2 separate regions of the Homo sapiens genome follow, and region 2 is linked to region 1. The links are chromatin contacts, found by Hi-C or POLR2A ChIA-PET in ENCODE. All regions are on one chromosome and are shown on one strand. The core of a region is the stretch at or near the end of the contact, and the rest is flanking DNA. Distances in the headings are between cores, read along the strand shown. Region 1 overlaps ACVRL1 (activin A receptor like type 1). Region 2 overlaps LINC00592 (long intergenic non-protein coding RNA 592).

What was found. Hi-C counts contacts between places; a loop is a spot of excess contacts on that map. ChIA-PET counts read pairs that join two places held with the same protein, here RNA polymerase II (POLR2A).
Region 2: a map with no recorded cell type shows a loop between it and region 1 (2.5-fold over the local background). The contact joins two enhancer-like sites. A Hi-C loop is called at or near these places in 1 of 37 single-sample maps with no recorded cell type. POLR2A ChIA-PET finds 5 or more read pairs at or near these places in 1 of 52 experiments (RWPE1).

The regions. Positions count from the first base shown.
Region 1 is chr12:51,921,313-51,929,081 of GRCh38, reverse strand. It overlaps ACVRL1 (activin A receptor like type 1), which reads right to left. Exons shown (of 10, transcript NM_000020.3): 10 at 5,721-7,769. Among named protein-coding and RNA genes, the nearest start is that of ACVRL1, 18 kb to the right of the region's middle. RefSeq lists enhancers at 4,400-5,231, 6,017-6,066. Within about 2 kb of position 6,146, at least 23 of the 41 ENCODE cell types and tissues checked have a DNase peak (open chromatin) inside an H3K27ac peak, as active enhancers do.
Region 2 is chr12:52,218,313-52,226,081 of GRCh38, reverse strand. It overlaps LINC00592 (long intergenic non-protein coding RNA 592), which reads right to left. Exons shown (of 5, transcript NR_027358.2): 4 at 4,054-4,105; 5 at 2,202-2,636. Among named protein-coding and RNA genes, the nearest start is that of LINC02874, 8.6 kb to the right of the region's middle. RefSeq lists an enhancer at 4,052-4,131. Within about 2 kb of position 3,986, at least 8 of the 41 ENCODE cell types and tissues checked have a DNase peak (open chromatin) inside an H3K27ac peak, as active enhancers do.

The sequences.
Region 1 (7,769 bases), core at 4,897-7,396:
CCTCCCGTCTCAGCCTCCTGAGAAGCTGGGACCACAGGCATGTGCCACCATGCCTGGGTAATTTTTTATTTTTTATAGAGACAGGGTCTTGCGATGTTACCCAGGCTGGTCTTGAACTCCTGGGCTCAAGCAATCCTCCTGCCTCAGCCTCCCAAAGTACTGGGATTACAGACATGAGCCACTGCGCCTGGGTGTTCCTGGGTTCTGTTTCGTTTTGTTTTGTTTTGTTTTTCAGACAGAGTTTTGCTCTTCCACCCAGGCTGGAATGATGTAGCATGATCTCTGCTCACTGCAACCTCCACCCTCCAGGTTCAAGCGATTCTCCTGCCTCAGCCTCCCGAGTAGCTGGGATTATAGGCACCCGCCCCCACGTCTGGCTAATTTTTGTATTTTTAATAGAGACGAGGTTTCACCATGTTGGCCAGGCTGGTCTCGAACTCCTGACCTCAGGTGATCCACCTGCCTTGGCCTCCCAAAGTGCTGGGATTACAGGCGTGAGAGACCGTGCCTGGCCTGTTCCTGGGTTCTTTAACATGTTCTACTTGTCTATTTGTCTACTTGTCTGGTACTATTCTATTTTTCTGTGACTTGTCTTATTGTCTTCTGGGGCAAGTCTCCCCCTTTGCACTTCTTCACAACTGACTTGGCCAAATTCACATTTCCTTTGACCCAGGAATTCCACTTTTTAGAATGTATCTTACAGAAATACTGGAATAAAGGAAAATAATGTATACACAAATTTATTCACTGCAGCCTTGCTTATAATGGCCCCAAACTGGAAAAAAACAAAACTTCCAAAAATAGGGGACTGGTACATTCAAAGAGTGGAATACTACACTGTTTTAATTTTCTGTAGGGACTAATTCTTTCTTTGCTGCCCAGGTTGGACTCAAACACCTCGGCCTCCCAAAGGGCTGGGATTATAGGCATGAGCCACCACACCCGGCCTTTATTTCTTTATTTTAATTTTTTTTTTTCATTCCCACACTACTCCAATGTAGATGCATTGGCTTTTGAATCATGTGAATGCATAACATAGTCAGAAAATAACCCAAAATAAAGAAAATTGACTTAGTTATTCATGAACTTATACTCTTCCATATAAATTTAGAATAAATTTGTCGAATTACTAAAACAACAGGTAGGCTAGGCGTGGTAGCTTGCACCTGTAATCCTAGCTACTCGGGAGGCCCAGGTGGGAGGATGACTTGAGGCTGGGAGTTTGAGGCCAGTCTGAGCAACATCTGAGTAAGACTTCTATCTCTAAAAAAAATTAAAAGTAAAAAAAATTAGCCAGGATGGTGACATGCACCTGTAGTCTCAGCTACCCAGGAGGCTGTCTCAGGAGGATTGTTTGAGCCTAGGAGCCTGTGACCGGCCTAGGTGATATAGCAAGATCCTGCCTCAAAATAAATAAATAAGTAAGTAAGTAAAATCCAACAAAACAGCTGGAATTTTGTTTTTGTTTTGTTTTGTTTTATTTTTTGAGACAGAATCTCACTCTGTCTCCCAGGCTGGAGTACAGTGGTGTGATCTCAGCTCACTGCAACCTCCGCCTCCCAGGTTCAAGCAATTTTCCCACCCCAACCTCCAGAGTAGCTGGGATGACAAGTGCCCACCACCGCGCCTGGCTAATTTTTTGTATCTTTAGTAGACATGAGGTTTCACCATGTTGGCCAGGCTGGTCTCAAACTCCTGGCCTCAAGTGATCTGCCCGCCTCAGCCTCCCAAAGTTCTAGGATTACAGGAGTGAGCCACTGGACCAGGGTAGAACAGCTGGAATTTTGACTTGGATAAAACCCTTTGCTCTTTACTCCTCTGCTCCTTCCACCAAGTGTCAAAAATGCAATGAGAGATGTGAGGGCCTGAAACCAGGATAAGGCCCTAGCTGGGTGGCAACCAGGACTGGAAAACAGTTAAATCAAGAAAATCTCCAAGTTGTATATGCTGGCTGTTGTTTTTCTGTTAAATGCTGGCCACTTAGAACCATCTATTCCACTTTTCTGTGTTTGTCTTACTGTTTTATTAAGGAGTTGCATCTCTGGAGAAGAGGAAGAAAGAATCATTGAATATAAAATCTTTAAAACATCTGTCCATGAGCAATGACTACTTAAAACACCAGTGGCAGGCCTCATCACCCACCTGGTGGCAGGTTATCTCAACTGCAGGCCCAGCGCTTTAGGACAACTACCTTTGTCAAGTTGAACTTACAAATCCAACACAAGAAGGGTGGTAGGGCCTGCCTCGAAAACTTGTTTGCTTTGTTTATTTTTCTAAACATCAGTTCAGCCTCTTGGCCTGAAGGATCATAGATTCCAAATTAGTAGACTCAAAATTAATGAGATTTTCCAGTAACAAGCTTGAGACTAAAATTAAGGAAAATGCACTAATTATAGACTATCTAGCCACCTAACCACCACTTGGATCCAAGCCTCTGGGAGGAGAGGAGGAGGGAAGAGGACGGTCCTCGATTAGACCTGCACTGGACTGTCCTTCCTCTAGGTGCTGCTGCCCATTTCCCTGGCCTGGGGCCTCCCAGCACCCAGTGCTTACTGCCTCAGGGCTCCCATCCTGACCCAGGCCAAGCTGGGTCCCTCTTCTGAGACCTGTGTAAGCCTTCAGGCCAAATTCCTGGAGACTATCAAATAGGGCCCATGGTGGAGGTAGGGGAATCCTTTCTCCTCAGTTCTGGGAAGTGGTATGAGGTGGGGGTGTGGAGTGGGCGGTTCTGGGAGAAGGAAGAGGGGTAGAAAAGGCAGACAAAATGCCCATTATACCCAAGCCTGTCGATTTCCTTTTTTCATGTCTTTATCAGTGTTTGTGACGGAGCTTCTTATCAACAGGAAACGCCTGCCTGAGGGGATGAGGCAGGTCCTGGGGGCTGGACATGGGACAGGGAATTCTGGGTAGTGCGTGGCGGCTGGGCAGCCAGACCAAGTGGTCTCCCCTTTCCCAGGACCCAGTAAGGTTCTCAGGCTCTTTGCCTTGGCATCTGGTGGATCCTTTGATGTACACAGGAAGACAGCACACCAGACATGCCCCAAAGCCAGAGTGTCTACAGGAGGGAGCCCTGGGTGGGGCTCCAGCCCTGACCCTCTGTGATCAAGGAAGGTTGCCAAACAGCTCAAGCTATAATATAGGAATTGTCTTTGCCCCTAGTCTCCACCAATCACCAATCCCCCTCCTTTCCAGATGAGGAGGCCGAGCAACTGGCCAAGGTCCCAGATAACTTAGTGACAGTCACCTCAACTGGCCCTTGTAAGTCTGTTTCTGCATCTGAGCCCTCAGAGGCTGGTGTGTGTGTCGAGCATCCAGGCCTGGGACAATGAGGTACTTGGTACAGACCTCTAGATGAAGAAGAGGAGGGGACTCCAGCACTGACTGACCTCCTACTGTGTGCCAGGTGCTCCAAAAATATTGATCATGAGACTATGATCCTTATCTCTCAGATAAGGCTCCCAGGAGAGGAACAGACTGCAGGTCAGATTTCCCAAGAGGTGAAGATCTAATCTTAGCGCTGAAAATAAATGCCCATGAGGGATGTCTGGGCCAAGCAAGGCTTTATGGGTGGCTGAAAGAAACAGGTTTATCTATCTAGACATCTTTCTTCAAACTGTCAGAAGACTGAATAGAGAAACAGGAACTGGCTGTTCTCCTGGTAGGAGAGGTGGGAAGGGTTTGTGCAGAACAGCAGATGGGTTACCTGACTTCCCATTCCTTACCCTCTTCCTATCAGTTGACCCTGAGCAACCAGATTCTGTTTCTGGTGATGCTGGTAATAAGGAAATTCCCTTGATTTCCCTGCCCATGTGTCTCCCTGGACAACCCCATTCTCCCCCTGCCTCACCATTCGCTCCTGCAGCTGGGGATGTAGGTCAGTAAGAGTGGGTGGGTGAGAAAGAACAGAGAAGAGACTCATCCAGACATGACACCCTGTAGGGCAGCAGTGACAACACTTTAACCTGAAAACTGCCTGAAAATAGACTGTGTGTCTATGACATTATGCAAATCATATGCAAAGTCAAGAAGCCCTCTGTCTCTATTTCGAGCAAACTGAATGTGGCCCTGGTGGAAGCAGCTCATTCCAAGAGTCGCCCACCCAGAGTGATGATTACACAGCTAGCATCAGTCCCAGCCCTGGGAGACTGGACGCAGGACATGCACCCCCCACTCCTCCCCCAGGACAGGGACTTCTAGGCGTGAGGACTTTGCCATCTCTTGGGCTGTTGATCTTAATGTTGGTGAGGATATGGAGGAAACAGCACCTTCCTTGGAGGCTGGTGCAAGGCAGGACTGAGGGAGGATGGTGCCTTGGAGGGTGGAGAGAAAAACTGTTGGTGAGGCCTTGGCAGGGGAAGGGGTGGCCCTCCACATCAAGGCTCATATTCCAGGAGCTACCCTCAGCCCCACTGTGGCATGCTATAGCACCTATCACCCCTCAGGGAGGGCCTTTACCACACAGATGGTCCTCTCCCTCTTTGTCTAGATAGGGAAATTGGGGCCTGGGGTCCCTGAGGAAGTCAGGGCAAAGCTGCAGAGAAGTAAAGTGAGCAGTAGGTTTTTTTCCTCCAAAGGCAGGCAGGTTCCCTGAGGTCTACTTGTAGGCAGGGGCTCGGACGGGGTGACTTCCCAAGGGCTCTTCGCAAGAACTGGAGAGCAGTGAGCCAATCTTGCCGCAGATCCTGCTCAGCGTTCACGTACCCCTTTCTCTGCAATTTCCCCACTGCCCTTCTCCCCACTCTCCCACCATAGCCTGGACATCATGGGGAGGACGTAAGGACAGAGTCTGGCAGGCACAGGGGAAGGGGAAAGGCTGCCTTTGCTGGATGCTAGCAACGCTCCTATTTCGTCAAAGCTGGTCTGAGGCCGGGTGCCCGAATCCTCTGGGAAGGCGCTGTGTTGTTGGGGGATCCATGAACCCAGGGTAGGAGGTTCCAGGCATGAGGCCGCCTTGGGGGTGCAAGGGACCACAAGGTCATCTGTGGTGTAAGGTGTACCCTTCCTATGTTTCCCTAAGAGGGCGTCTAACACGAAGGCACAGATTTTCTAGGCTGGGCAGTCCCATGGGCCAGGACCCTCTCAGCTTCTTTTAGTATCTGCCTCCCCCACAGCATGTCCCCGCCCCGAATTTCCGGGTGTGAGAATGGGATGTGTGTGTGAAGTGCCTTCTGATCCCAGGACAAGGTAGGTCCCCAGGGAAGGGGATCTTCCCATGCTGGGAATGGGGACTGACTCCTGGCAAGATGGGGACCCCATTTGAGAAGGGAAGTGAGAACAAGGAATTGAGGAGGGAGGGTCCAAGCTGCCGGTTCGGAAGCAGAACGCTCTTCGCTAGGTGTGGTATTAGGGGGACAGTCCCTGCAGAACAGCAAGTCAGTGAGCACACAGACGTTGGCCCCCGGGTGCGGGGAAGGCTGCCCCACCCTGCCGGGAAAGGCCCCGCGGTCCCTGTGTGGGGATGGGAGGCGGCCGCTGGGCAGCCCTCGGCCAGCAGAGGGCGACGTGGCAGGTGCGGCGACTAGGCTGCTCCCAATCTGGGGTAGGAACTGAGATTTGGGCCCCCGCGGGGGTCTGAGCAGGGGCGTGAGGAAACTGTGACCTGTCTAAGGGCAAAGCTGGGCGTGTATCCTGGGACCCTCTTCTCCCCGGATCCCTCTGGTTTTATCTGGACCTCTGCGACGGGCCACTGCAGAGGCATCGGCCTGGGAAGACTCCGGAGCTCAGGATTTAACCATGGTTTATTGCAGACCTATTGTGTGCCAGGCATGAGCCCAGTGCTCCCACAAACAGCGTCTCCAGGTACGAGAAGTGTAATTTCGACCCTGGAACACCTTCCTGCACTCAGACAGAAGCATGTGCAGACTGCTCTCAGCAACGCCACCTCCTTCACTCCCTGGCCATTGGGCCCCCTTCTCTCTACCTGTCCCCTGTCACTCCACTTCCTGCCCCAGGCCTTCTCTTAGGGATTTTCCAGGCTTTGGGGAGCTGCTGCTTTCAGTTTCTGGCTGTGGGGTCTCAGCAGGAGTTTGTTCCAAAACCCAGTAGAAATAAAATCCTTCAAGAGGGAGATGATTCGTGGGCTGGGTGGATTCCAGTGACCAGAGGACGTGCAAACTCTGCCCTAATGATCTGGGAACCTAGCCCATCCATTGAGCTTTCTGTTTTCACCCAGTTTCACTTCCTGGTTCTCTTCCGAGCCTTGCACAATGCTGGGAGACAGGCCTAGAAAAGTGCCACCATGAGGATGGTGGAAGACACACATAAGATGCCGGCCTGGGGAGGCTACTCTGGGTCATTACAGCAGGAGCGGGGAGAGCTTTCTTCACTGCCCTGCCCCTAGGCTGAGGACGACTAAGGCCAGGTCTTCCCAACCTTGGGGCTGTCCTTGTCCATAGCCTGAGTCTCCACCCCCGCTCCTTATATTCCTCAAGCTCCCCTCCAATCCACTTCCCTGCAGCCCACTTCCCTGCACCCAGGGACCAGGACAACCTGCTCCATACGTGAGCATACATACATCCTTGAAATTTCCAAATGCCAAACTTTCTGTGTGTCTCTCTAGAGCCATTGAATTCTCCTGAGACACACTCTCTGGGCCTGGCCAGGGGTGTGGGCCTGAGCCAGGGGCCAGTAGGGGAGCTGGAGCCTTCTTGGATGGAGCCAAATTTCTTTTGAGCCTTGGAAGCCTTGGAGGAAGCCGCCCTGCAGTCCTGGGGCAGAGAAGACTATGCCACAGAGAGGGCGAGGGGCTGGCTTGTGGTCAAAAGGCCCAGAGCTGTCTGAGCCCAAGGGTGGCCACTGGCATGGTTTTAGGCAAGAACTGGAGCTTGCAGACTTAGACTAGGAGGTGCTCCAGACACTCCTTGAGTCAGGTAAAGTTATTTTCAAACCCCCATCTTGAGGCAAATTGCCAGGGGCTGGAGCATAAGGAATAGATGAGACTGAAGAAGTTAGCTGTGATATAGGCTGAAGTGTCAGAGAACTAGAGCTAAAGAAGCCTCAAAGGACATCAGGACCAAATCTTCCAATATGTAGATAAGAAACAAAGGTCCTGGCCAGGCGCGATGGCTCACACCTGTAACCCCAGCACTTTGGGAGGCTGAGGTAGGTGGAACACCTGAGGTCAGGAGTTCGAGACCAGCATGGCCAGCATGGTGAAACCCTGTTTCTACTAAATATACAAAATTAGCCAGGCATGGTGGCATGTGCCTGTAATCCCAGCTACTCGGGAGTCTGAGGCAAGAGAATGATTTGAACCTGGGAGGTAGACGTTGCGGTGAGCTGGGATCATGCCATTGCACTCTAGCCTGGACAACAAGAGCGAAACTCCGTGTCAAAAAAAAAAAGAAGGAAAAAAGAAAAGAAAAGGTCCTGAGACAGGCCTGCTTTTGTCACATGGAGCAAACATCCGGGGTCAGACCTGGGTCTCTTGACACCCACTGACCTTCCCCCTGCCATGCTTGGCCTCGATATCCTCTCAGTTAATCTGAAAGTCCTGGGCCTTGCCCATCTGACCTGCCCTTTTTCCACTGGCCTGTGATCCTGCCACACCTCAGTAGGACCTCTTAGGATTTAATGCCCTAGTAAGTCAGGCCCCAGCTCTCTCAGGCAGCTGACATTCAGCAAGCTGCACTCTTGTTGAGGAGACAGAAAGCCCAAGGCATCATGGAGCTGAGATACAAATCCACAGAGAGAAACTGATGGGCCCTGGCTCTCTGGAGCTTATGCTAGAGGCTGAGGCCTGGCAGGGAAGTGTGTGCCAGGGGCTGGAC
Region 2 (7,769 bases), core at 2,737-5,236, 300 kb before region 1:
AGTTCTATTTTCTTTGTTCCGTTGTCCTCAGTAGGAGGCATCTGTTTGATTGTTGGTTCCATCCTTCAAGCTGGCAGCACACTGAAGAGGGAGGACAGCCCCTAAGTTCTCTCGCTGCTCCAGGTATTAACAGGTAAGGGCACTTTTCTCCCAGCTCAGGTAAACAGAGTGAGCCCCTCCTCTGCAGAGGGCAGCCAGTGTCAGCAGATTTTATGGCCAGGGCTGGATCCTTCTCTTGTCCTGAGAGAATGGATCCACCCAGCTCAGGCAACTCAGAGGATCTTGGCTCTTCTAGACAAACAAGCTTCCCCCAAGGCCTTTGGGTCCAGGGTTCTAGGAACTCAAAGCTTCTGATGAAGCTGCTTTGGGCTCTAGCAAAAGACCAAACTTCCCCATCCACCACCATTAGCTGATTAGCTTTTTATACTATTGGCTAATTTTCCCAGCAGCACGAGGAAAAAAAAAAAAAAAGTCACCCTTCTCCACTTCAACCACCACTTTCCAATATGCTCCAGAGATAGATAGATAAATATTGATATGGATATATAAATTTTTATCAAAGCTATACATGCTGGCTGGGCATGGTGGCTCCCACCTGTAATCCTAACACTTTAGGAGGCCAAGACAGAAAGATCACTTAAGTCCAGGAGTTCAAGACCAGCCTGAGCAACATAGTGAGACCCTGTTTCTACAAAAAAAAAAATTTTTTTTGAAGAGCAAAGTGGCATGCACCTGTAGTCCTAGCTACTCAGAAGACTGAAGTGGGAGGATCACTTGAACCCGGGAGATAAAGGCTCCAGTGAGCTATGATTATGCCTTTGCACTTCAGCCTGGATAACAAAGTGAGACCTTGTTTCAAAAAAACACATTTATACATGTGTGATTTAAAGAAGTAAACCATAAGACTCATTATGAAAAGTAACAGCTCTTACCTACACACGATGTCTACTCCCCAATGGCAACCACATTCAAGTTTTAGCCTTCTATTTTAAATCTTATATCCATATCTCTAAATAACATATTTATACTGCTACTTCTCGACTTTTCAGGTTTGAGCATTAACTATTGACTTCTCACTCTGAAAAGTAAGAATTTACCTCTCTTTAACAACCATCCCAGGGCCACTGTATTTCCCATCTCCCTTCATCCTGATAGAATTATTTCATTAATTGATATTCAGAGCAAAGGAGTATAGTATACTTCATTTACTTTTGGAACCATTCAATCAATATGCTTCCCTACTTTCACTTTTCCCAGAGTTAATGAATCATTCCAGAATCTCCCTCATTGATAGATTGATAGAACATGTCAACGATTCTATCAATTTCATCATCTGGAGCCATTTTCCTCAGAGTCTCTCCCCATTCCCACCTGGACTGGGTGGTCTCTAGACCTGATGCACTGCTCTCACCTTGGTACCTCCCATCACCATCATCAGGCTAAGATTTGTCTCTTGCTGGGGACTTTCTCTCTCCTACATTCTATCTCTTCCTTAGTTTACTTTCTAGTTTTGATAGAGCATATCCTCTGGTAGCTTTCTGAGGTTTGTGAGGAAAATGTGTTGAGAAAGTATGTGTCTGAATCTTTTTATTCTCATGACTAATTCATAATTTTGGCAGCTGTGGAATTCCGAGTTGTAAAATGTTTGCCCTCAGTATTTTAAGGGTGCCCATTGCCTTCTAGCCACCAGTATTGCTACTGAAAAGTCTGAAACCATTCTGATTCTAGATTTCTCATGTGAAATCTTCTCCCCCCAATCATAAGTTTGTTGAATCTTCCCTGTGCCAGTGAAATGACTCGATCTTTTGGGGATTTCGTGGGCTATTGCATCAACAAGCTCATATCTTTCAGTTCAGGAAATTTTCTCAAGCTATTTCTTTGAGTTTTCTTCCTTTACATTCTTTCTGTTTTCTCTTTCTGGGACTCTCCTTATTCAGTGCTGGAACTAACTCCTGAACTGGGTCTCTGATTTTCTAATCTTTGCTCTCCTGTTTCCTAGCACTTTGTCCTTTTTCTCTACTCTCTAGATTTCTTTCATATTCTCTTCAAAGCCTTTAACTAAATTTTTCATTTCTGCTATCATTGTTTTAACTTCCTAGGGCTCATCTTGTTTTTTGACTACACCTTTTTTATTGCATTCTGCTCTTGTTTCCAGGATGAAATATCTTCTTTTTCTGATGATATTAATAAAAGGGAGAATATTGGTATTAATTAATATTAATTTTTTTATTTTATTTATTTTTACTTTAAATAAAATTTTAATACATATTAATTTTTAAAATAATATTTTTATTTTAATATTTCCATCTTTCCATTTAGTCTCTGCTCCTAATTTTTCATTTTTTTATTTTTTGGATTGTTGTTGTTGTTTGTGGTCTGAGCTCCAAGTTTTGTATAAGGGGCTCTTCTCCAATGACTAGTGACCCATGGATGACTCACATTTCAGGGGGTGTCACTAAAGGCTGGTCGGTCACTCCATAAGCATGAATGAGGCATGTCCACCTCGGCGAACTAAACTGTTCACATGGAGAAATCACAGTGCCAATGTTTCGGGGTTTTTCCTTTTCAGCTGGTCATGCGCAGAGAAGAATCTTCCAAATGGCTGCCTAGAATGTGCAAGCTTGGCTTCCAGCATTCTGGAAACAAAATGAAAGAAGAGGACAGAGGGGTCTCAGCATTCAGTTGTAAACCTTCACTTACTCTCTTATCTTTTCAGTAAGGTGCCTATTCCCTCAATAGGATGTACCGTACCTTGTTACAAAGACCCTCTATCTAGCCATCTCTGGAGAATAAACCTCTGCTGAGGAGAGGAGGGACAGAATTTGGCTATTCTGAGTGGGGTAGGGGATCCCAAGTTCAAATGGCTTATTAAACAGACTTCAACCAATCCTCAAAGATTTTTTTTAAATCAACTTTATTGATTTAAAGTTGATTTAAAATCAACTTTACAATTTCCTCATGTCTCTGTGTACACTGTTAACTAAAACAAAATAACACATGTGGTTACCATAAGGGCCTCAGCAACTTGGGGGCTCAAGGCCTGTCCATTATCAGTCAGGTTCAATAAGGAGACAATACCCACACCAGTTCTTTGAACAGAGTAAAGAATTATTAACTAAGGCTGGCACGGTGGCTCACATCTGTAATCCCAGCACTTTGGGAGGCAGAGGCAGGTGGATTTCTTGAGCCCAGGAGTTGAGACCAGCCCAGGCAACACTGCAAAACTCCGTCTTCACAAAAAATTAAAAAACTAGTCAGGTGTGGTGGTGTACATCTATAATTCCAGCTACTCAGGAGACAGAGGCAGGGGGATGGCTTGAGTCCGGGAGGGAGAGGTTGCAGTGAACCAAGATCACGCCACTGCACTCCAGCCTTGGTGACAGAATGAAACCCTGTCTCAAAAAATAAATACATAAATAGAATTATTAACTAGGTTTAGAGTTGTTGACTGGGTAAGTGAAAGAGTAACTAACTCTAAAATATCACAGAACTAGCAGAAGTAGCTACCATAGCTAGGGGTGAGGTGACAGAGGGAAGAAGTTAGAGGTTATGAAAACTTGGAAACTTAGAGGAGGAGCCCCTGAAACTCAAACTGTTAAGGAGGAAGCACTGCTCGGCAGGTGCTAAAAGCAGGGCCCTGTGGGCCTGGGGCCCAGAGCTCTGAGAAAGGGGTAGTACAGTACCAGTACCAGGCTGGCTGGTGCTGGCATCTCTGAGTGGGAGGGCACAATGAGGCTGATTCTCCAAGTGTAGGGAAAACTGCCAACCGGATGGCAGGGTGAAGACGCACTGCCCACAAGAACAGCAAGCAGATGGGATGCCCACAGAAAGCAACGCCTCGAAGTCTCCCTCTGGCGCCCCCTATCTGCACATCCCAGCCAGAAGCCAGCTGACAAGGCACATGTGAGCCGTATGAGTCGGCTCCAGCACCCCAAAGCTGAAAGTCTAAGTGTGGGTTTGGAGCTAGAGACAGTAACTTAGTAACTGTCACACTCATCAGCTGGCAATGCCACCTACTCTGCATCACATTTTCCCTGAGCCAGTGAGACTTACCCATGTTTTTGGCATTTGCACCCATATCACCAAGGCTTCTTCAGCACAGCCCCTGAAACCATCAGCTGAGTGAGTCATGGGTTAGAGTAATTGAAACGCCCTGGTTTTGGCTTTCTGAGTGAGTCGTATAATGCAAACACCTGTGTATCTTCCATTCCTACCATCATTCCTGGTATATAGCAGGTACCCTTTAAATGTTTCTTGAATAAAGCCAAGCCTGTATTCAACTATGTGCTGATTAAACCAAGATACTGTTGCCTAAAAAAGCACCAACTATTTTTTTAGATAATAATATGCTATTACGGTTTAAGTCTGGCATTCAAATTAGGGCAACCCTTTAGAAAAACAATTTGGTTAAAAGCCATATCCATGAAGATATCAATCACGGCATTATTTATAGAGTGAGAGAAAGTAGCTCATGTGTTCTACAACAGAGGCGTGGTTAAGTTGTGAAACCATCTCTCATTAGCATAATATGTCTGCATGTAAAATCAGAGTTATGGGAATAGTGTTGTACTATCAAAAAAAAAAATACTTACGCCTTGGGAAGGCTGGATATCACAATGGGTAGAGCAGAGATTTCAGAGTCAAAGATATCCAGGTTCCAATCCTAGCTCTATCACTTATCCAAAGTGCAACTGAGACTCCCTGAGCCCTGGTTTCTTTATCTCTAGTGTCAGGAAAATGCCTGCTTCCCAGGATTATGTTAAGGATTAAATGAGAAAGAGAAAACAATCTATACAGATCTTGGTATGTGCCAGGTATTTCATAAGCAGTGAATGTTTTTATTGTCTTAAGTAAACATGGAGAATGGAAAGAGGTAGCAACACTATACTTACAATTATGCTTAAAAGAAAAACAGGTGCACTGGAGGAAAAAACTAAAATGAAATATGTTTAAATACTAAACAATGGTTGTACTGAGGGCTGGAATTATGATTGACTCCCTTTCTCTGTTCTCCAAATTATGTCATAATTCAATATATATATTGGGTCTCTGCCCCCAGCACTTGACACAGAACTCCTAAACCCTTGTAATAGCCTGAGTGATAGGGGTGCTAGGAGCAACTTTTTTTCTAATATTTAGTCTTCAATCCCTGTTCCTGACACAGAGCTCCTAATTTCCTGGACAATAGGAGTGGGGTTTTGGTTCTAATGAGCTGACTGCCAGTGGGCTCCTGGAGAGCATCAGGATAGGGGCTGGTCATAAGAAAGGTCAATGTCTGATTAGAAGCTTGGAACTTTCAGCCCCATTCCCCACGCTCTGGGGAGGAGAGTGGGGCTAAAGATTGAGTAATAATTGATAATGCTTATGTGTTGAAGTGTCCATAAAAATCCCTAAACTATGAGGTAGGAGAGCTTCCAGGTTGGAGAATGCATCCATGTGCCAGGAGGGCGGTGCCTCGCAACTCCACAGGGACAGAAGCTCCTGCACTCAGGACCCTTCCAGACCTTGTCCTATTTCCTCTTCATCTGACTATTCATGTCTGTCTTCTATAATCTCCTCTATGATAAACCAGTAAACCTAAAGAAAGTGTCTCTGAGTTCTGTGAGCCATTAAATTATTGAACCTAAGGAGCGGGTTGTGGGAACCCTGGATTGGTGGCCAAACTACACAGAGGTGTGAGTACCCAGTACTTGCGATTGGCATCTGAAATGGGAGCAGTCTTGTGGGACTGAGACTTTAACCTGCAGGCTCTCCCCTACCCTGGGTAGTTAGTGTTCAAACTAAATTAAATTGTAGGACACCCAGTTGGTGTCTGCAGAGAACTGGAGAATTGTTTTGTGTAGAAAACTCACACATTTGCTGTCAGAAGTGTTGTGCATAAATAAATGGTTCTCCTTTGCAGAAGTTATTCATGAAATTTGGTACTTTAATAATGGCAAAACAGGCCAGGCACGGTGGCTCACGCCTGTAATCCCAGCTCTTTGGGAGGCTGAGGCAGGCAGATTACTTGAGCTCAGGAGTTTGAGACCGGCCTGGAGGAACATAGCAAAACCCCGTCTCCACAGGAAAAAAAAAATTAACCGGGCATGGTGGCATGAGCTTGTGGTCCCAGCTACTCAGGAGGCTAAAGCAGGAGAATCATTTGAGTTTGGGAGGCAGAGGTTACAGTGAGCCAAGATCGTGCCACTGCACTCCACCATGGGTGACAGGCGTGAAACCTTGTCTCAAAAAAAAAAATGGCAAAACATATCATTTTTAAGAAAAAGTTATAAGCAAAACATTCCAAAGATCAGGAAAAGTCATGATTCATTGGTCAGCAAAATGTCCAAAGAGCTGCCTGCCTTCCTAAATAATTTAGTCCCAAAGCTATTAGTTGGGTCCAGGAAGGCAGACATTGTGCCAGGGCAGCAGCTGGGAGGGTTTTTGTCCCAGTACAGACAAGGGCACCTGTGCTGGCAGTGGTGGCTACACAGACAGACTGATTATACACACAGGTATGATGGAAGACACACTTCTCACTAAGGGAGAAAGGATTTATAAGTATGGAAAGGGAGGAACTGAATGAACCATGTGATCATGGGTTTGGTATTGGAGTTTTCAGTGTGGACTCAAGGCCTTCAAGATAGGCAGATAGACAGATAGATGGATAGATAGATAGATGATGGATAGATAGATAGATGGTAGATGATAGATAGATAGATAGATAGATAGATAGATAGATAGATAGATACAGATTTAAATTGTGTAGATGTATATTTACATAAACACATATACAGATATGCACATGTATTTGCTAACTCCACTGATGATTTTATTTCCTGTAGAACATTGTTTATTCAATCAATAGATTATATTTTTTCATTAAAGGTCTCATTATTTCCATGTTGCCCACCACCCAAACAAGACTTAGAGTTGCTGGTTTCGAATATTAAAGCTTAAAGGAAACATCCTTCCCCTGATTCCAGTCCAAGAATCACTGACAAACTGAACGACTCTCAAAAGCAATGAGGGGAACTAGTGCCCAGATCTCGGTTTCCATATCTCATTCTCCACCAAGAGAAACCACTGTTCCTTGGAAAGATGGCCAATGCCATGGGTGGGATAGGGAAAGCACAAGATGAGCCAGGAACATCTTGTTTTAGAAAGCAAGGGAGTGCCTAAAGAATGGAGGGGGTATGGCAAAAGGACACAGAAGCCTGCTGAAGGGGTGACCCCTTGGCCAAGCAGGGAGATTTTCAGCATCAAAATAAATAATGAGGCCAGGTGCTGTCATCCCAGCACTTTGGGACACCAAGGCAGGAAGATCACCTGAGGCCAAGAGTTCAAGGCCAGCCTGAGCAACGTAACAAGACCGTGTCTTTAAAAAAAAAAAAAAAAAAAATTAGCCCGGCATGGTGGTGCACACTTGAAGTCCCAGGTACTTGGGAGGCTGAGACAGGAGGATTGCTTGAGCCCAAGAGTTCAAGGTTACAGTGAGCTACGATCACACCGCTGTACCCCAGCCTGGGTGACAGAGCAGGACCCTATCTCAAAAATAAATTAACAAAAATAAATTAAAATTAATAAAATAAAGCCAAAATAAATCAAGAGTAAAATAGGAATCCCTGAGTCTACACTAATGTAAATAAAAATATGAATAAATAAATGTAGAGAAGAGAGTTTCTTTTTCTGTACAGAAGATGCCAACTAATAAATGCAGAAGTAATAGTGGACTTGGCAACTATCACAGTAATAATTAGGCCAAGAAACATCAATGGTGTTAAAACTAG